2 separate regions of the Homo sapiens genome follow, and region 2 is linked to region 1. Evidence: chromatin contacts called from ENCODE Hi-C or POLR2A ChIA-PET data. All regions are on one chromosome and are shown on one strand. The core of a region is the stretch at or near the end of the contact, and the rest is flanking DNA. Distances in the headings are between cores, read along the strand shown.

The links. A loop is a pair of places that touch in the nucleus more often than their neighbours do. ChIA-PET counts read pairs that join two places held with the same protein, here RNA polymerase II (POLR2A). Pooled maps may share reads with other maps.
Region 2: a map of PC-9 shows a loop between it and region 1 (3-fold over the local background). The contact joins two enhancer-like sites. A Hi-C loop is called at or near these places in 5 of 168 maps with a recorded cell type or tissue (PC-9, aorta, breast epithelium and 2 more), 1 of 37 single-sample maps with no recorded cell type and 1 of 50 pooled maps. POLR2A ChIA-PET finds 5 or more read pairs at or near these places in 1 of 52 experiments (activated T-cell).

Annotation. Positions count from the first base shown.
Region 1 is chr7:80,779,225-80,785,904 of GRCh38, forward strand. The region is part of intron 12 of SEMA3C (semaphorin 3C); the gene reads right to left. Among named protein-coding and RNA genes, the nearest start is that of SEMA3C, 140 kb to the right of the region's middle. Within about 2 kb of position 2,432, at least 11 of the 41 ENCODE cell types and tissues checked have a DNase peak (open chromatin) inside an H3K27ac peak, as active enhancers do.
Region 2 is chr7:80,737,723-80,744,602 of GRCh38, forward strand. SEMA3C (semaphorin 3C) reads right to left here. Exons shown (of 18, transcript NM_006379.5): 18 at 4,816-6,880. Among named protein-coding and RNA genes, the nearest start is that of CD36, 100 kb to the left of the region's middle. Within about 2 kb of position 3,574, at least 2 of the 41 ENCODE cell types and tissues checked have a DNase peak (open chromatin) inside an H3K27ac peak, as active enhancers do.

The DNA.
Region 1 (6,680 bases), core at 1,182-3,681:
GGATAATGATTTTCATTGGGTTGCTGTGTGGTTTTAATGAAATAATGTATTTTAAGTGATCAATTTAGACTCTCATGCATAGTAGGTCAAAAGAGGAGATAAGTGTGCCATTTATTTTAAAAAAAAGGAATTCATTACTCTCCAAATCTGATTGCTGATTCTCTCTTACCTTGATCAGTCAATGCTATTTCTTTCCCCCATTTGCCAAGTCATATATCTACCAATCAAGCCACAAATCAATTTTTATCATCAGGTCCTTTCTTTCTCCCAAATACCTTTTAGATCGGATAATGTCATTTCTAACCCCTGTCTTAATTTATAGGCTCTCATCATTTCTTACCTATAACAGAAAAAAAGTCTCATTTTCTTTTCTCTGTCTTTAATGTATCCTCTACATCATCGTGAAAATGATCTACCTAAAAATGTGTATGGGTCATGGCTGACACACTCTTAGGTGACCCTTAATGAGTCATGCTCTTGTATAACTCCTCCTCTTGAGTGCAGGTGGAACATGTGGCTTGCTTTTAAGCAACAGAAAAATATAAAAGTGATGGTATGTCAATACCAAGATTATGATTATATGAGACCCCATCTCAGCAGATTGAAGTGAGAGACTCTACTAGCCTTGAAGAAGCAAACAACCACATTTTAAAGAGCCAATGAGGAGATCTATGTGCAAAAACCTGTGGGTGGCCTCAAGGAGTTAAGGACCTTACTTCTGCAAAAGCAAGGAACTGAATTTTGCCAAAAACCAGGTGGGTTTGGATGAGGACCTTGAACTTTAAAAAACAATGCAGCCTGGCTAAATTTTGATTACAACCTTGTGATACCCTGATCAGAGAGGCTAGCTAAGCAATCATCCTTAGGAGCTCTAAGATAATAAATGTATGTAGTCTTAAGCCACAAATTTTGTGGTAACTTGTTATACAGCAATAGAAAACTATCTCAAATATGTATCAGGCAGCCACTCCCATGTGAAATAAATATTCATTGAATTGGATTAAATTGTCTCCTCCATTGGGTCAAGAGATTCTTAAAGGAAAGTGATGTTGCCATTTTTCTTTATATATCATAAGTCCTGGAGTGCAATAAGCTCAATAAATTCTAATGACTGAATAAATGACATCTTTGTGATATATTACTATGTTATTCTATACTGGTTGAGAAAGAGCTCTAGAACATAACATGTTATCTTTTTGCATAAATCACTAAGGACATTTCCAGAGTTTTAAACATCAGGATTGATTAATCTTTGTTTTAAAAAATTATTAAAAGAAGCATAGATTAAGCCATAACTCAAAAGCTAGTTGTATTAAGTTTCTATTGCTGTCATGAACAAATTATTACCAATTTAGTGTCTTAAAAACACACATTAAAGGCCAGGTGCAGTGACTCATGCCTGTAATCCCAGCACTTTGGGAGGCTGAGGTGGGCAGATGGCTTGAGCCCAGGAGTTCAAGATCAGCCTGGGCAACGTGCAGAAACCCCATCTCTACTAAAAATAGAAAAATTAGCCAGGCGCGGTGGTGTGCACCTGTAGTACCAGATACTCCGGAGGCTGAGATGGGAGGATCACCTGAGCCCAGGGTGCAGAGATTGCAGTGAGCTGAGATCACACCACTGCACTCTGGCCTGAGCCACAAAGCAAGACCCTGTCTCATAAAACAACACAAATTTATTACCTTAGAGTTCTGTAAACTAGAACTCCATCACAGGTCTCACTGCACTAAAAAAAGATTTTGAGAGGGTTCCTTTCTGCATGCTTTAGGGAGAATGAACATACATCCTTGCATTTTCCAGCTTCTAGAGACCACCCGCTTTCCTTGGCATATGGTCTCATTCCTCCATCTCCAAAGCCAGCTAAGTCACATTTCTCTGACACTTCTTCCACTATCACATCTCTAACAATGGCCAGGAAAGCTCTGCTTTTTAAGAACTCATGTGATTAGACTGGGCACACCCAAGCAATTCAGGAAAATCTCCCCATCTCAAAAGTCTGTAACATTAAACATATCTGCAAGTTCCTTTTCACAAGTAAGATAACAAGTCCCCAGTTCCAGAGATTAGGACATAGAGATCTTTTGGGACAGAGGCATTATTCTGCCCACCCCATTAGTGGAAGAGAAGAATAAGAATGCAACTCATTGCAACACATACGACTCTAATACCACAGACTTCCTCAGAAACTCTGTTTTCAGATCTTTTCATTCCAACTTAAACTATATTTCGCATTCTATAATGAAACATTTCCTTCTATTTTCTAGAATTTGAACTTTCCCAAGTTCAATAAAAAATTTTAAAAGCCAGCTTTCTGCAAAAACCGCCACCACAACTGGCAGCTATAGCCTTCCTATGGATATTCACATAGGGAAGGCCTGGCCTGGCTCAGCAGCAGGCTGTGAATTCTTCTCCTTGGGACAAAGCCTGCCAAGTCTGCCTCAGGGAAACTTGGCAGCACATCAAGAACAAAAACTTAGTGTGGCTGTTTATTCTTGACACACAGACAATAGACTGCATCATTTAATGTCTTCAGGCTAGAAAATTTTCCTTACATTCCTATCACCAGAGGGTTAAATAGGGGCAACACTCAGGGATGTGGTCTGACTGTAATTGTTTTCAAGTCATCTAGAGAAACATCAGGGATTCAGTAGTAAATGAGCCAGTGGTGCAAAGTGAATCACTGCCCTCTGTCCTCCTGCTGAGAGCCACTAGGTCCTTGCATGATATTCCAAACTCTCCAAATATATGCAGAATCCATTTTAATTAAGAAAAAAAAATGCCAAAGAGTTTGATGGGTGTTTTGGTGAGCATGCAAGACATTTTGAATATAGATATGAGTCCCAATTTAAAACAAATTTTAAATGGGCAAAAATTTAGTGATACATCAAAAATGAAGGTAAAGTTCTACTCCCTTTCCACATCTTCCCCTCTCACCCCCAATTTTTATCTCCTTTCTTCCTAGGCATAATGTAACTGACATAAACATATCAAATTCACAGGTTAAATTCGAGCACATAAGTTAATTCACACACAAAAATTCAGTCGGTTCCAAGGTGCAGTTCGTCCAAGTCTTCTCTGTCACCTTGTTCAAGATTAATCTTGTTCACATGTAAGACTTGGTAGTAACATATGGATGGGTTAAAATGAGTGCTATCACTCAAACAAAGCAATGCCAATGCTAACGCTGACTGTCAACACATCAGGGATATTATCATGATATATGTGGATGAAACATTTAATTCATAGTAAAATGAGAAAATATAAATGAAATGAACTTCATTTAAGGAAAAAATGTAAAGTAGTTATGGTAAATGAGGTAAAAATGTGAAGAGAATAAATGCTCAATATATGAAATCAGACAGCATGGGTTTATATTCTGGTTGTATTATATATTAACTGCTATCTCTATGATATTAACTTATCTGTGATTCTGCCCAAAAACAATGACAAATAATAAATGCAACTCATTCATTCAAATAATACCTCTTGAGTGCACACTCTGAGTGATGCACTAGTCTAGGTACTAAGGATACAGCAATAAATCAATCAAACCCATATCCCTGCCCTCCATGGCACCTACATTGTTACAATTCTTCATATGATATTTATAAGGGTTGGATGAAATAATTTATTTAGCATTACTGGAAAAAGATAAGCACTGCAGATAAATTTAATTAGCATCATTATAATAGTAATAAAATATTTTAGAAATCTGTAAATATATATTTATTTGCCTAAGCCAGAATACTAAATAGTAAATGGGTAATTTGAGCAGACTAGAACCAATTATCATATATATTAACATATATATGACACATTATATGTCTATATCTTTATACAATCATTACATGAGATTTTACGTTGTCCTTAAAATAACAGGTCTCTGAAGAGTAGCTTAAAGAAAAATAATGCTGCTTTTTGAAACAAATTTTTTCAGCAATGAGCTGTATTTTTATTTTTAATAAGTTCTCTTTTTAGAGTAAAATGTAAATGACAACATTTGCCTCTAGATTAGCATTCACTCAGGGCTATGTTCTTTTCTTTCCCTGTCTCTTCACATACCTCTCTTTGCTACTCTTCTACATGATCAAGTAGTCATGACACCGTGACTTATCATCTATCTCCCATCAATTCAGCCATCGTTCCACTCTGTTCCATTAGTATTTCCTGCTGTGAAAATCCCTGTAGAATCTATGGTAAACTCTCAGAAGTTTCCACATTCTGCTTTGGAAAGCAGTGACCCACGATGTTATTAAAAATCAGTAACTTACAAAGGGTTTTTTCCTTACGCCAAAGCAAAGGAGACGTCTAGACATCCTCAGAGTGACATTCACACACAACTTCTAGCTGACAGTCATCGTTTCTGAACTCACATGCACTGCTCCAGCTATCAAATTTTACATGGGGTATTTTAAGGAGTTCTTTAAAAATCAAAATTCCTGGCTCTGCAGTTCATTAAGTGTGCCATTCCAAGAGATGCAACTGCCAGAACTGGTTAGTTACTATGAAGGCAGTTATCCTCTAATGCTACAAGGCAAGCATTTTAAAGCTTTATTCACATATGTGACACACACTTCAAAACTCCACACTTTCAGAGGACTTCCTGGAACCAATGTTCCAACTTAGTACTCCTCCAGTTAAACGGAAGCTAATAAGAAGCATGAAACAGTATACACTATATAAGAATGTTAGCAGAACACATGTATTGACCCTACACTAAAAAATCATAATAGCATTAAATCATCTTAAACCTCTAACACCCATTCATAAGAATACTCTCACTCTTTCATCAAAAACCACGTCATTCTGATTCATGTATAATGCTAAAAATATAAATTTTACAGAATGTCTCTGAACCTGACCTAGACACTTAAATATTTTCATAACTCCAGAAGCAAAAGGAAAACTGGCAAAAATCTCTTGACTGTGTTACACAGTCTGCTTTGAACAAACAGCCTGGATGTAAGCAGTAGGTGGCAAAGTTAAAATAGAAATGTTAATCCTATGAGAACCCTTGCCTGCTGTTTTATAGCCCTTCCTCAAGATTAAAAAAAAAAAAGAGAGATAAAGAACATAAAAACACCTAGAGCCCTAATGCTACAGAATAAAACCAAGTGCTGATTTTAAAATACATTTTTTCAACCTGTGATTTTTTTTTTATAGACAGTAGTATCAGGAATGGGTGGGAAAATAAATAAATGTAGTTTCCAGCTTAAATTTTAACAAAGTAGCAGCATTTTTTTTTACTCAAGATAAAAGAAGAAATATTAATTTTGGGCAACATAATGAATTACTGTATTATATCTACATATTAGAAAATAGCTTCTTGAAGAAGTATTAATTTTTTAAAAAATTTACAATTATCAACCAAAACAGTGACAAGCAAACTTTTTCTGTAAAAGGCCAAAATATATATATTTCTGGCTTGGCTGGCTAAAAGGTCTCTGTGGCAACTAATCAACTCTGCTTCTGTAGTACAAAGGCAGCCACAGATGAAATGTAAATGAATGGGTGTGGCTATATTTTAATAAAACTTTCTCTATGGACACTGAAATCTAAAAATCATATAATCTTCACTGCTCATGAGATATTCTGCTTTTTACTTTTTCAACCACTTAAAAATACAAAACAACATTATTAGTGTATGTACCATACAGAACATATGGTGGGCTAGATTTGGGCCATAGGTTATATTATTAGTTTGCCAACCCATAGACTAGATACCAGTAATGAAAACCATAAGAAATAAAAGGTCAGAGGACAACGCTCACTTTTCCTTCCTTACTTCCTCTTTCCCTTCCTCCCTCCATTTTTTCCTTTTCTTTTTAAATTAATTAATAATTAATTTTGCTTGATATCTGGTAACACAAAAAATAATCTGATGCAGTTTGATGGGAGTAGAAGGTCAGTATCTCAAATTCAGCCAGAGTTGTACACGATAATGGTATTGGGCTAACTGTAACAGTTACCAGGCACGGAGCCCACACAACTACCATGGAGATTCTGTAAGCTACAAAATCATTCATAATATTCAAAGTGAATATCATTACATGAAATCCTATTTGCATTCCAATGAACTGTCACATAAGTTTCCCCTATGGCATCTTCTTTGACAAATAATATCTTCATTGAGTTCCCCTGAATTTTCCATGATGATACAGAAGAAAAGCCAAAAGAGAAACTTGCTTCACTGTGCCAATAACTGGAGCATCATCATTCATTTATAACAGCTGAAGGGCTGTCTGACACTAGGGGACCTGGAAACACCCAAGAAATGTTTTCTCCTTCCCAAGACAGTTAGATATATAATGCTAGGAAATCCTGGGACAATGACCTGTGATTCTCCCCTAAAAAAGCTATTTTGTCCCTTTTAGTAACAAACAGGAAGAGAGAACTCTCTTTGGGAGAAATTTCACCAGAGTTTCACTCTTGTTGCCCAGGCTGGAGTGCAATGGCGCAATCTTCACTCACCACAACCTCCACCTCTCGGGTTCAAGCCTCAGCCTCCCGAGTAGCTGGGATTACAGGCATGCGCCACCATGCCGGGATAATTTTGTATTTTTAGTAGAGATGGGGTTTCTCCATGCTGGTCAGGCTGGTCTCAAACTCCCGACCTCAGGTGATCTGCTGGCCTTGGCCTCCCAAAGTGCTGGGATTACAGGCGTGAGCCACTGTGCCTG
Region 2 (6,880 bases), core at 2,324-4,823, 40 kb before region 1:
GGAGGATAACAGCTGACATCCAGGATGAATAAGTCTAAGCTCCAGAGAAGTCACCTCAAGGTTTCTAGGCAGATGGAGAAGGAATTCAGCTTGAGGAAGGAGTCAAGAGCCTTATCTTGGTTTGAAAAAAAAAACAAAAAAAAAACAAAAACAAGTAAGACCCACAAGGTTCATGTCCTGATAATGATTATCAGATCATCTGCCTGCCAGTGCCAGGGGGATAAGGAAATAGGAGCAATAAAAAAGATAGCAAATGGTCACTGGAACTTCTGGATGAGCTAAGGGGCTTTGTAAAGCATGTAATAATAGCACCAATTAAACTAATAATAATATCTTAATCACGTGGCAGGAATGTGATTTTATCATCACAACCACCATATGAAGGGAATAATATTATTATCCCAATTTTTCAGATGAGGACCCCAACAGGCACAGAGAAGTTAAGTAACTTTCCCAACATAACTCAGTTAGCAAATGGCTGCTGGGAGTCTGTATAAATAGAAGAAACAGAGGATTATCCTGGGAAAACCAAGGAGATGGCCTCATTGAGCCAGAGAGCCCAACAAAGGCACAAATGAAAATATTGGTACAAGTATTGAGAAGAATGATGATTTTCAAATCTTTCCTTTGAATAATATTGTAAGAGAAACTAATCACATTGCCAGCTCATTAATTAAAATAACATTTGATGATAATGCTGTGAGATATAGCCTTCAAAAGATACTTATTTGGACAACAGCTTTATAATGAAACTCCCATCTCCATTTAATTATGTAAGTACAGTTGCTTACTGTTTTCATATCTACAAAAATTAGAAATAGCATTTTCATTGAATTTAGTTTCATGCTCTCAAGTAAACTTCATCCACAAATAATTTAATTAATGGACAAAGAAAGAAGCTCCATTTATCTTATTAAATAAATATATTTTCATTTAAGATTTTTACTTTTTAATGATTTTCAAAATTTGGAATATATTTATGTCCTTTGGTCAAATTGTGATGATTTATAATTTTAATTCCAAAAAAAATGTTAATACTTAGAGGGTTATATTTCTTTTTTTTTTCTTTTTTCTTTTTTCTTTTTTTTTTTTTTTGAGAACGAGTCTCACTCTTGCCCAGGTTGGAGTGCAGTGATGCAATCTCGGCTCACTGCAACCTCTGCTTCCCAGGTTCAAGTGATTTTCCTGCCTCAGCCTCCCGAGTAGCTGGGACTACAGGCACGCACCACCACGCCTACCTAATTTTTGTATTTTTAGTAGAGATGGGGATTCACCATGTTGGCCAGACTGGTCTTGAATTCCTGACCTCAGGTGATCCACTTGCCTCAGCCTGCCAAAGTGCTGGGAGTACAGGAGTGAGTGAGCCACTGTGCCTGGCCTACATTCTTAAATAAGAATTAAATATGCATATTTTTGTTGTACATATGTATGATAGTAATCAATAAAAGACCTTAAAATATAAGACTTGCTGTATCAGGATAAAAATTTTTGAAGCAAGTAGAACAGAAATGTGAATAAGAATAAATAGAAATAGTATAAAATTTCTGGCTGTTAAAAAATTGTTAAAATTGGATCTTTTTTATTATTTTAAAATATGTTGAGTACCAAATTCCTATACTATTTTGATTTCATTGTTGTCATTTAAAAAGAGATATAACTATGTTATTTTAAAAGTTTGAAATTGATATGTTATTTTAAAAGTTTGAAATTGATATTTTACTGAAAGTTATATTCTTTGCAACTACTGACACATATAATAAGAAAGTTAGTTTTTAACTTAAAAATTATTTAGTGGCTACGTAACTTTTCAAAATTCTCTTTGAAGTACTTGAATGACAAAGGTTGAAATCTTCTCAAGCTCATGGGTGATGTTCAATGGATAATCCTTGCTCCAGAGAACCAAGGCAATGAAGAGTGAGTTGGTGGAGGTGGATGGTAAGCATACAGGGATTTGTGGGTTCTGTTTCTACCTCACTTCTGGGTTTGTGTCCTGGGACGGTACAAGATCTCCGAGGGGCAAACAACACAGACATATCTTGGTGGTTTTAGGCCGGAGAGGCTCAAATTGTCTCCCAGAATGGTGCAGGAATAGCAGAAAAATTCCTATTCCTCTAAAGCGTGTTTGGACATAATGGAAAGCTCACTTGCCCTGAACAGGCTTTCATTAGGAACAAGAGACAGCAGAAGACCTTTGTTAACTGGTGACAAAGTTAAACAGAAAAACCGATGTTATCATAGATGCCAATATGGATAAATGACATGAAATATCAACTGAACTATGTAGATGCAATCTGATGAAAAAGAGAAAAATGCTCAAATGAAAAAAATGGTTTTGCTCTCCTGATTGAAAAATAATAGCATATGCTGGAAGAACTCCACATATATTATTTTATTCTCACAACACAACTACTACATGGGATAGACATTATTATTATTTCCAATTTTAGAGAAAGTGACAATTCATCAAGAAGGATTAAATAACTTTTCCAGTTTATATCATTTATAAGTAGAGAAGCTGGAATGTGAACCTGAAGCAGAAATTGGGGCTCATTTTGGAATAATGTATATACTGAATATAGCTGGTTTGTGAATTTGCGGGCATGTAATCTGTATATACACATACACATACATATGTGTACATAAAAACATCACTGGGATTCCGCTGAATGTGCCAGGCTGGTGTGGCTTGGGTAGCATCTCCTTCATTTTATTGTTTTCTGTGGTCTGCTTTTCCTATACATGAGACAAACTGTCAATACAGAACCACAGCTTACAACACTTCCAGTTCACATCAGCTCAAAAGAAGGTAATTTATAGGTCTAATTTCTCTGTTTGACTATTCATGATTTGACAGAGAGGTAAAGATGATTATAATTTATCCCCAGAATCAGTAATAAATGGAAAAATTAAAACATATAACTTCTTTTTCTTTTGAGAAGTCCTAAGAAAGTGAGAAATTCCTTTTATCTCATGTATACTGAAAAATATCCAGAGAAACAATTGGAATGACCTTTTTCATAATTCTATCATATATTCATTTTGCCTTGCAGAAATAATTTTGTGTATGATCTCATAAAATCTTTGGGTGACTTTCTTTTCTGTGCATAATTCAGAGGAAAAAAAAACACTAAAGGAATAGAACTTCACACTGCTTTTGTACTTGGAGGTTGAGAGGTAACCTCACATAAACAGTTTTAATGTGTTTGTTATAATGTCATTCTTTAATAGCATTTTATGTAAGTAACACTCAAGCATGGCAACATAATAGCCCTGAGAAATACACAATTTAAACTATGTGGAAAGTAGTATTTTATGAGGTGAATAGACAAATACATTAGAGTCACTAGAATGAAGATGGCATTATTGTTATTTTTTTAATCTTGGAGCTAGTTCTTCCACCTCTCAATACCTGTGTACTATGAAGGCAACACTGTTATGAAACCATAAAAATTAAAACATATACCAGAGGTCCCTTAAGGAAAACAACTTATTGACAATGAATTTCACCAATTGGCATGCATGCCAGTAGAATGTGTTGTGGTTTCAATTTTGCAGAGGGGCCTGCATTCCTGTGCAAAAGGTGCTTGGCTAAAAGGATACTAGGATAAACTCTTAAGAAAAAAAAATTCCACAGTAATCTGCAGCTTTGTCATCACGCATGGAATTCAATAAAATTCTCAATGTCTCTGGTTAAATAAACATTTTTTCTTACTTAGTCTGCTTATTTTTTTTGTCTAGACTAAAGCTTTTTAACAGGCTGCAAAACAAGCTGAATGTTTCTTTTGACTTTAGCTAGCAGAATATGTGTAGGAAACTTACCATTTTCTTAAAAAATTTTTCACTTAGTTAAGACATAAATCAGCAGTACATTAAAATTATAAGAAACACATCAAATATTTTAAGACTCAGGTTAAGGTGAAATATAAGCAAGGGAGATACTGAGAAATAATGAAGCAATTAGGGAGTAGTGCAGAATTGTTAAGTTGGAAGACCTGTTAAGACAACTTTTAATTTTTGTGGTTTCTTTTTTCTTCACTGACATTATTAAACATTGAAAGCCCAGAGGTAGCAGAAAGCTGTAATAGGTCTGCCATTCAAATGTGTTAACTGGATTTTGAATTAATTTATGGTTTCTTTCCTCTAATTTATTAAAGGCTCATTTTACATGATAAGGTGTTACCTGACCCAATGACTGCAGTTTCCCCACCTAGATCATTGGCATTTAACTTGCCATAGAACACAACTGAAACATTCCTTCTTGTTCTAGCAAAATGATACCTTCTAAATAAGGCAATTTTAAGACATTTATTGAATACTTACCACGTAAAATGTTCTGTCCTAATGCTTTACTGGTATGAACTTGTATAGCAAAGGAGGGCAGAGAGAATTGTAAAAATTTCCCAGAATAAGACACTTAGCTTGGATTCAAATTCAAGCAATCTGACTCCAAAGACCATGCATTCCTAAACTGTGTATTTCTTCCAACGTAGACACAACATACTCTGAATAAGTATCTATAGATGTGAATGGATGTACAATATTAGGGAGAAAACAAATATGTATTTGTTTGGAAGTATACACAGAAAACAGATAATATTGGATGTCTTTTGGGTTGGGACTCAAATAAATAAGTGCTATTGGTACTGGGAGAGCTTCATATGTGCATTTTTCCACAATTTAAATTTTGAAATAGTGATGCATTACCTTCACAAAAAATGGATAAAGGAATCTTTAAAAATGATATGAATTCAGTAGATTCTATCATGCTAACAAGTAAGTTAACCCTACATTAAAAATAAAAGCTAGAAACATAACTGGGGAATTCAACATGTTTTATTTTGCCAGGCCAATGATTTCATCAATATCCAATTAAATTTTAGTGTGACAACTACATTTAGTTTGTTTTCTTACACAGATTGAACATTCACCATTATGACAGTTTCATCATGCTAAAATCTATTCACAAACTTACACTTTGGAAAAAAGTGTATTTCTAGAAAATTTTATGTACAATACAAATGGAATAGATATTAAGTCACTGAATTGTCAAGCTACATAAAATAAAACCAATCAACCACCAGTAGTATACATTAACAGCATTTTTGAAAAAAAATTTTCTTTTACATTCAGCAGAGTTATGTTCATGAAGAATTTCTACATTTTTAAAAGTAATGAAAGTGTACACAATTTAATAATTGTGAAAATAGAAAGAATTAAATAGCACAAATATAGTATAAAACTAAACACCGTTACTGTCTATCAGTTTGGGCTTATGTGAAATAAAGGGAACTGTGACTCTGAAACAATTTTACTTTTAACTTTGAGAATAGATTGGCCATAAACACAGAAGATGGTTTTGGCTTTACATTGACACATTTCTGTGTGTCAATGTAGAAGAGAAAAGAAGTTTAATTATACCTTTTAAGCAGGCAAACCATTATAATAAACTGCTTTAGAAATTACTTTAAAATTATACACATTTGGAACAACAGATTTTTTAAAAAATGAAGTTTGGTGTTATGTCAGCATTTTAACTATTTTTGCTATAGCGAGGCCTCCTCATATATTATCATAATTTATCATAGTTTAAATAGTGAATCATATTCTGATATTCTGATTAATAATCATATTAATTTTGACAATGATTTTAGTTTTTGAAGTTTTAGACTGCAATACTTAAAAAGGCCATAATCTACTTTAATTACCTTCATCATAGATTATTAACTATAAATAAAATGTTTATATGATATTTGGATTAGGTACATGGTACAATATCTGTTTTTACCTGGAAGCATGAAAATGTCTTAAAAGGTAAATAAAAAAGCAAAAGTAGTGTTTTTAAAATATATATGAGAGCATGAATAATTTTTTTCACATTTTTCCATCTAATTTTTATTTGGAGAAAATAATTTCAGTATGAAATTATTCTAATAAAATTATTCTAACATACAATTAGGAGATAATTATTTTATTCATCACAAAATTTACTACTTTTACACTTAGAGACCAGTGAACGTATGTACCATTACCTTTTGAAAGACAGAATGTCTCCTCATATTGTTTTCTTACTTTCTAGACATAACAAGCACCTTGCCATCACACTGAAAAGATCATAAAATATATAGTGTTGACTTAAAAATCAGTATGATATCTGAGACTGGTTTTAATAAAAGGAAGAATCATTGAATTTGAGTACTGAAGTTGAAAACTAGCCATATTTGTTATAAATTCCTCTTAAAAAATTAGTAGTTTCTACTTTGATTTTTCTTTTTGATGATTTCACACCTTATTTAGAAGTCTAATACTTCAAATTTTTCCTTCTTATATTGTTTAATTTGCCACACAGACTAGGGAATAAGAGAACAAACAGTAATAACTGAGTAGTGCCAGATTATATTCTTTGAGTCTAAAATAAATAACTTCCAAAAAAAGTAAGTGCTTTTGTTTGGAAGGTGATAACATAAGAATATAAACCAAACTGCTTCACTGATATAACTCCCACCAAATATCTTCATGGGGTAGGTTACTGATTTTTATCTTCCTGAATAAGGAAACAAAGGTCAGTGACAGATACCAGTAACTGATTATTTTTACAATCTTAAAAAAACCCCAACATATTTCATTGGAACCATAAAAACTCATCATTTTCTCTTTATGAATAACTCATGTTTTTATACAACTTTAAATGCTGTCTTCCTTTTCTATTTCTTTTGATAGCCATTCTGTCATATGCATTTATGACTTTTACTACGTAAAAGCTGTGGATTTGGAACTTGTTTTCATATACAAAATCACTGACAATTAGAATTCTAAAGCCCCAAAGCAGGAAAGGAATACCACAGGGATATGGCCCTCATTCAATTGAGGGATGCAACAATTC